2 separate regions of the Homo sapiens genome follow, and region 2 is linked to region 1. Evidence: read pairs that join two places in POLR2A ChIA-PET (ENCODE). Cell type or tissue: OCI-LY7. All regions are shown on one strand. Links, peaks and the distances in the headings refer to the core of each region. The heading gives the core; the rest is flanking DNA.

Region 1 (3,026 bases), core at 210-2,709:
ATATCTGGACCTTCTGAGGAAACAGCAGTGGTAGAGTATTTTGGAGACACCAGGGTATTAGCAGGCCTGAGTATGCCAGTTGTGGGGTTTGGCCTTCCCCCAGGAATAGTGTGCATCTGACTATACACAGACCCAGCCTAACCTAGAAATGTGCAGTTTTTCTGAGCAACATGTGACCAAGAGCTTGCTCACACCAATTAAGCCTAGGGACTGCTATCCTTCTGCTAATTGCTGTGGGATGAATGATGTCACCAGTCAGAAGATAGCTGAGATGTCTCACTGGTGACGTGAAGTTTAAAGTAGCAAACTGAGTGGCAGGTGGAATTTTCGTCTCTTTGTCAGCTGAAGGCTGTGTATGTGAAAGAAAAAAGAACACAGAACAGAGTTCCTAACCGTAAATTCTAAGATTCTAAGATACCAGAAAGATAAACTCCTGGTAAGGGATAGAGGAGGTTTATAGGGATTGGGAGAGATGTGTATAATAAGGCTTTAGAATGGAAATTTTAGAGGCAAGGAGAAAAATGCCTAGATAAAAGTATAAATCTGGGTATTTTGGAGACTACATAGCAGAGAATAAAGGCAGAGAGGAGTTGCTCAGTAACGCATTTGGAGAAAATGGGATGGAAGATCAGAAATGATGCTTTTGAACTCTTATCTACAAATATTACAAGTAAGGCTAATAAACGTATTTGACCTTTTTTTTTTTTTTTTGTGAGACGGAGTCTCGCTCTGTCACCAGGCTGGAGTGCAGTGGCGCGATCTTAGCTCACTGCAACCTCCGCCTCCTGGGCTCAAGTGATTCTCCTGCCTCAGCCTCCCCAGTAGCTGGGACTACAGGCGCACACCACCACACCCAGCTAATTTTTGTATTTTTAGTAGAGACGGGGTTTCACCATGTTGGCCAGGATGGTCTCAATCTCTTGAACTCGTGATTCGTCTGCCTCCGCCTCCCAAAGTGCTGGGATTACAGGCATGAGCCACTGTGCCCGGCCCGTATTTGACCTTTTACTGAAAGGAGGAAACAATTTCATAGGCATCAGCGATATTTGATTAGAATATGATAATGAAAGAGTATACTTTGTTCAAAAATGATGATTTGCTAGAAGAGCTGGGATTCATGTAGTACATTAAAGAGAGAGGTACATACTTGTTTGAGGATCTGCTATCATAAGGGATGCCTGCCTTCTTTGCATAAGGTCACATTTAGATTCTTTTGATTGCAGTGAGAGGGAAATTTCAGTACACCAAGATCCAGTGAGCTGTCAAGGGTTTCACTTCCCCTTTCTCCATTTTTCAACAAATGTAATGAATAGTACCACCCAGTGCTACTTCCAGTTTTCTGCCTGCAGTTAGGTTTTTTTTTTTTTTTTTTTTTTTTTTTTGAGACAGTCTTGCTCTGTCACCCAGGCTGGAATGCAGTGGTGCAATCAAGGATCACTGCAGCCTTGACCTCCCCAGGCTCAAGCAATTCTCCCACCTTAGCCTCCTGAGTAGTTGAGACTACAGGTGCACGCCACCAGGCCCAGCTAATTTTTGTATTTTTTGTAGAATCAGGGTTTCTCTATGTTGCCCAGGCTGGTTTCAAACTCCTGAGCTCAAGGGATCAGCCCACCCTGGCCTCCCAAAGTGCTGGAATTACAGGAGCGAGCCACTGTGCCCAGCCAACATATGAGTTTTCTATTGCTTCTCTAACAAGTTACCACCAATTGAGTGGCTGAAAACAACACAAATTTATCATCTCATAATTCTGGAGGTCAGAAGTCTGAAATGGGTCTCACTGGGCTAATATGAAGTAGCACTGTGTTTCTTTCTGGAGGCTTAAGGAGAGGATCCATCTTCTTGCCTTTCCCAGCTTCTAGAGTCTCATGGACCCTTCCATTTTCAAAGTCAGCAGTAACTGGGAGAGTCTTTCTCATATTGTACTACTCTGACATTGACCTTTCTGCCTCCCTCTTTCATCTTTAAGAACTTTTGTGATTACATTGGGCCCACCCAGAGAATACAGAATGATTTCCCTGTTTTGTCACTTGATTAGCAATCTTCATTCTGTCTGCAACTTTTTTCTTTTTTTTTTTTTTTTTTGAGCCAGAGTCTTGCTCTGTTGCCCAGGCTGAAGTGCAGTGGTGTGATCTTGGCTCACTGCAACCTCCGCCTCCTGGGTTCAAGCAATTCTCCTGCCTCAGCCTCCTGAGTAGCTGGGATTATAGGCACCCACCACCACACCCAGCTATTTTTTGTATTTTTAGTAGAGACGGGGTTTCACCGTGTTGGTTAGGCTGACTCATGTTGGTTAGAATTCCTGACCTCAGGTGATCTGCCCGCCTTGGCCTCCTAAAGTGCTGGGATTACAGGCATGAGCCACTGCGCCTGGCCTCTATCTGCAACTTTAATTCTCCCTTGCCATGCAATATAACATGGCTCACAGGTTCCAGGGATTAGGGGGTGGACATCTTTGGGGGGCCATTAGTCTACCTACCACAAGTGATAGCCCAGCTTTCCACCGGAGGTGGATGAGCAGCACTCTGAAGTGATAACTTAAGGTGGATTCTTGCCCAAATTCTAGGCTTGTAAGTTAAATCTGGTTAGTGAAGTACGAGCAGAAGGGTGGGAAATCATTAGTAACGTGTATGAATTCACTAAGAACAAGCCATACTCTGCTAACCTCACTTTTTGGTTCAATTTTAATTTTTTTATTCAAATATAATATACAGAAGGAACAGTGCAATCTCATAAGTTTATGGCTTAATGAATTGTCACTAGTTGAGCACATGTGTAACTAGCACCCTTGAGCCCTTCTTATGCTCTTCCCAGTCCCTGCCTCTCCACCCCACACAAAGGGAAATCACTATTCTGACTTCTAGTAGCATTGATTAGTTTTCTCTGATTTTATGTAAATGGATATAATCTATATGTACACTTTTGCATCTGGCTTGCTTATTATGTTTGAGATTCTTCTGTATTTTTGTCTGTAGTCGTAGATTGTTCACTTTTTTTTTTTTTTTTTCCCAGACAGAGTCTCACTCTGT
Region 2 (2,689 bases), core at 1-2,500, 110 kb before region 1:
GGTATGGGGGTGTTCAGGAGTTCACCCAGCTTCCCTGGTGCTGCAACTTGGCTCTTTGGGTAATAGTAACCAGGCTGCAGCTAAAAGGTTGGGGGTGTGAGGGAGGTTAGGTATGGGCTTTTAAAGACATGCTTTATAGAATTGATGTTTCTCATAACAGGGATGGGAATAGGAAATTATACTTCCCTCTGGTGCTACCCCATTTGAAGCAATTTCTGCACCGAGAAGGATCAGTTATTAACGTAGCACTATGGGGAGAATAGTGAGGCCACCTAATTATGGGCAAGCTTCACCTTTTCCTGACATTCCAACAAAATGGTTGCCAATTCCTATAACTGGTTCTTCCAGCCCCATGTGACTCCAGGCTGAGAACTGGCTGCCAGCCACAAAGTCTGATAGAAGCTTGTATTTTCTGGGCTTAAACCAGGCAGCATACACTCCCACAGTGACCCACAGGGCAGAGGGCAGTAGGTTGTATTCTGTCATTGGAATTGCTCACCTCAAAAATATCCAGTAAAGGCAAGCCATGTATAACACCTGCCTAGGAACTGTCAGTACCACATGCCAGGCCCTAAGGCAGGTAATGCTGCTAGCTAGCTAAACAAGCTAGCTGTGGTGTTGACAATTCTGTGGTGGCAAGTAACTTTTGTAACCTTTTCTCGCTCTCTGTGTGACTGAGATATGGAAAGGCTTCTGTGGGGCATTTTTGCCCTTGCATTGTTGCCTTTTGGGTCAACAACCTTGACACTTAAACAAACAGCAGACTGGGAATCCTCTTTGTACCAGTGTGTTGCTGGGTGCTGCTGATAAAAGGGACTAGAGAGTAAAGGCCTTCTGGTCAGCAGGTCACTTAGTCAACAGCTCTTGTGTGTATGTGGGGGTGTGGGTTCTGCCTTGCTGTCAGCACTAGGGTGTGTTCCCTCTTAAGCCTGGAATTAGGAGTTCCAGATTCCTAGTACTTAACTAAAATTTGGCCAGGCGCGGTGGCTCACACCTGTAATCCCAGCAGTTTGGGAGGCCAAGGTGGGTGAATCGCCTGAGGTCAGGAGTTCGAGACCAGCCTGACCAACGTGGTGAAACCCCATCTCTACTAAAAAATAAAAATAAAAAAACTAGCTGGGCATGGTGGTGGGTGCCTGTAATTCCAGCTACTCGGGAGGCTGAGGCAGGAGAATTGCTTGAACCCAGGAGATGGAGGTTGTAGTGAGCTGACATGGTGCCACTGCACTCTAGCCTCAGTGACAGAGTGACAGAGTGGGACTCCGTCTCAAAAAAAAAAAAAAAAAAAAAAAAAAAAGACTAAAACTTACTAGGATAGAGAACTGAATTAAAAGCCCAGGAGCCTTGTTCTTAGCTTGTCTTCCATTTGATATACCCATTTGTGAAATAACTTGTCAGGCTAGGTTTCCTACAATAATAAAATTTTGCATTGTTAGATTCTTAATGGAGCTGAAAGATTGAAAAGTGACTGCCATTGAGTCCATTGGAAAAGGTCCTTTTCAGAGAACCATTTTGAGGTGATGGGCCTAGGTCATATTTTCTGGGAAAGAAAAGTTTGTACCTCAGTGAGCATACAATTTTCCTGGGATAGTAGGACTAGGGAGTGTTACTGGGTCTTTGAGAGCATGTCTTTGGTGAGTAGGTGACTAACATGGCCTGGGTTTCTCATAGTTCTCTGATTCTGAGTGTGCCCGGCGGGCCCTGGAACAGTTGAATGGGTTTGAGCTTGCTGGTCGACCTATGAGGGTTGGCCATGTGACTGAGCGACTGGATGGTGGCACAGACATCACTTTTCCTGATGGGGACCAGGAGCTGGATCTGGGATCAGCAGGTGGACGTTTTCAGCTCATGGCAAAACTGGCAGAAGGTAAAATATCTCCGCAAGGTGAAGATTATGGGGTTGAATTTTAGATGAAGGGTTGGGGCTTAATCCCACCTTTTCTTTTCCTTTTAGGCGCTGGAATCCAACTGCCAAGCACTGCTGCTGCTGCTGCTGCCGCCGCCGCCCAGGCTGCTGCCTTGCAACTGAATGGAGCAGTTCCCTTGGGGGCCCTGAATCCAGCAGCTCTGACTGGTAGTCTTGGACATGGGAAAGGAAGGGAAGGTTTGGGGGTCTGGAAAGAAGGAGTGCGCGGTGCTTGCTCACTCACTCTGCCTGTCTTTGTTCTAGCTCTGAGTCCAGCCCTGAACCTTGCCTCCCAGTGTTTCCAGCTCTCCAGCCTCTTTACCCCCCAGACCATGTGAGTCTCAGGGTCTAGCTCATTCTAGCCTTTGATTATTCTCTTTCCTTTGGCTTCCCATTTACCTCTTCTTTCCACAGGTAAATCAGTGGCACAGTATACTGCCTCCTTGTGCCTCTGGATCCTGCCACTTCACATCTACTCTTCCATGGCCCCATTTCTCCATTTTGTGGACCAAGCCATCCTGAGGGCATGGACATTGTCTCTGAGGAAATTGGGGCCACCCTTAAGATACCAAGAAAAGCTCCTGCCCATGGTCCCACTGGAAATGGACTCTGCTGAGCAAAGCCACCAGTTGAAGAGAACAGAATCCACACCTGCATTGAATACCTGTTTCTCCATGTGTATCGTCTCTGAGATTACCTTCTTGCCCTTTCCAACACCTTAGTGATTCCTCAATTTCTCCCCCATTGGGAAGGCCATAGGGCATACTGAAGGAACTGACCTCT

Evidence for each region. Peaks named below come from ENCODE experiments on the same cell type or tissue, not always from the same donor. Only the 100,000 strongest peaks of a DNase experiment are listed, where the experiment ranks them.
Region 2: POLR2A ChIA-PET joins it to region 1 with 11 read pairs; 5 of 35 experiments call an interaction of 5 or more read pairs at or near these places.

What each region holds. Positions count from the first base shown.
Region 1 is chr14:22,788,684-22,791,709 of GRCh38, reverse strand. The region is part of intron 2 of SLC7A7 (solute carrier family 7 member 7); the gene reads left to right. Among named protein-coding and RNA genes, the nearest start is that of OXA1L, 24 kb to the right of the region's middle. In OCI-LY7, for the core only: no CTCF peak of the experiment used is centred there; a DNase peak (open chromatin) is centred at 1,269; H3K4me3 peaks cover 1,612 bases; H3K27ac peaks cover 2,500 bases.
Region 2 is chr14:22,901,365-22,904,053 of GRCh38, reverse strand. RBM23 (RNA binding motif protein 23) reads left to right here. Exons shown (of 14, transcript NM_001077351.2): 11 at 1,672-1,867; 12 at 1,955-2,074; 13 at 2,171-2,240; 14 at 2,321-2,689. The coding sequence ends at 2,324. Among named protein-coding and RNA genes, the nearest start is that of RBM23, 16 kb to the left of the region's middle. In OCI-LY7, for the core only: no CTCF peak of the experiment used is centred there; no DNase peak of the experiment used is centred there.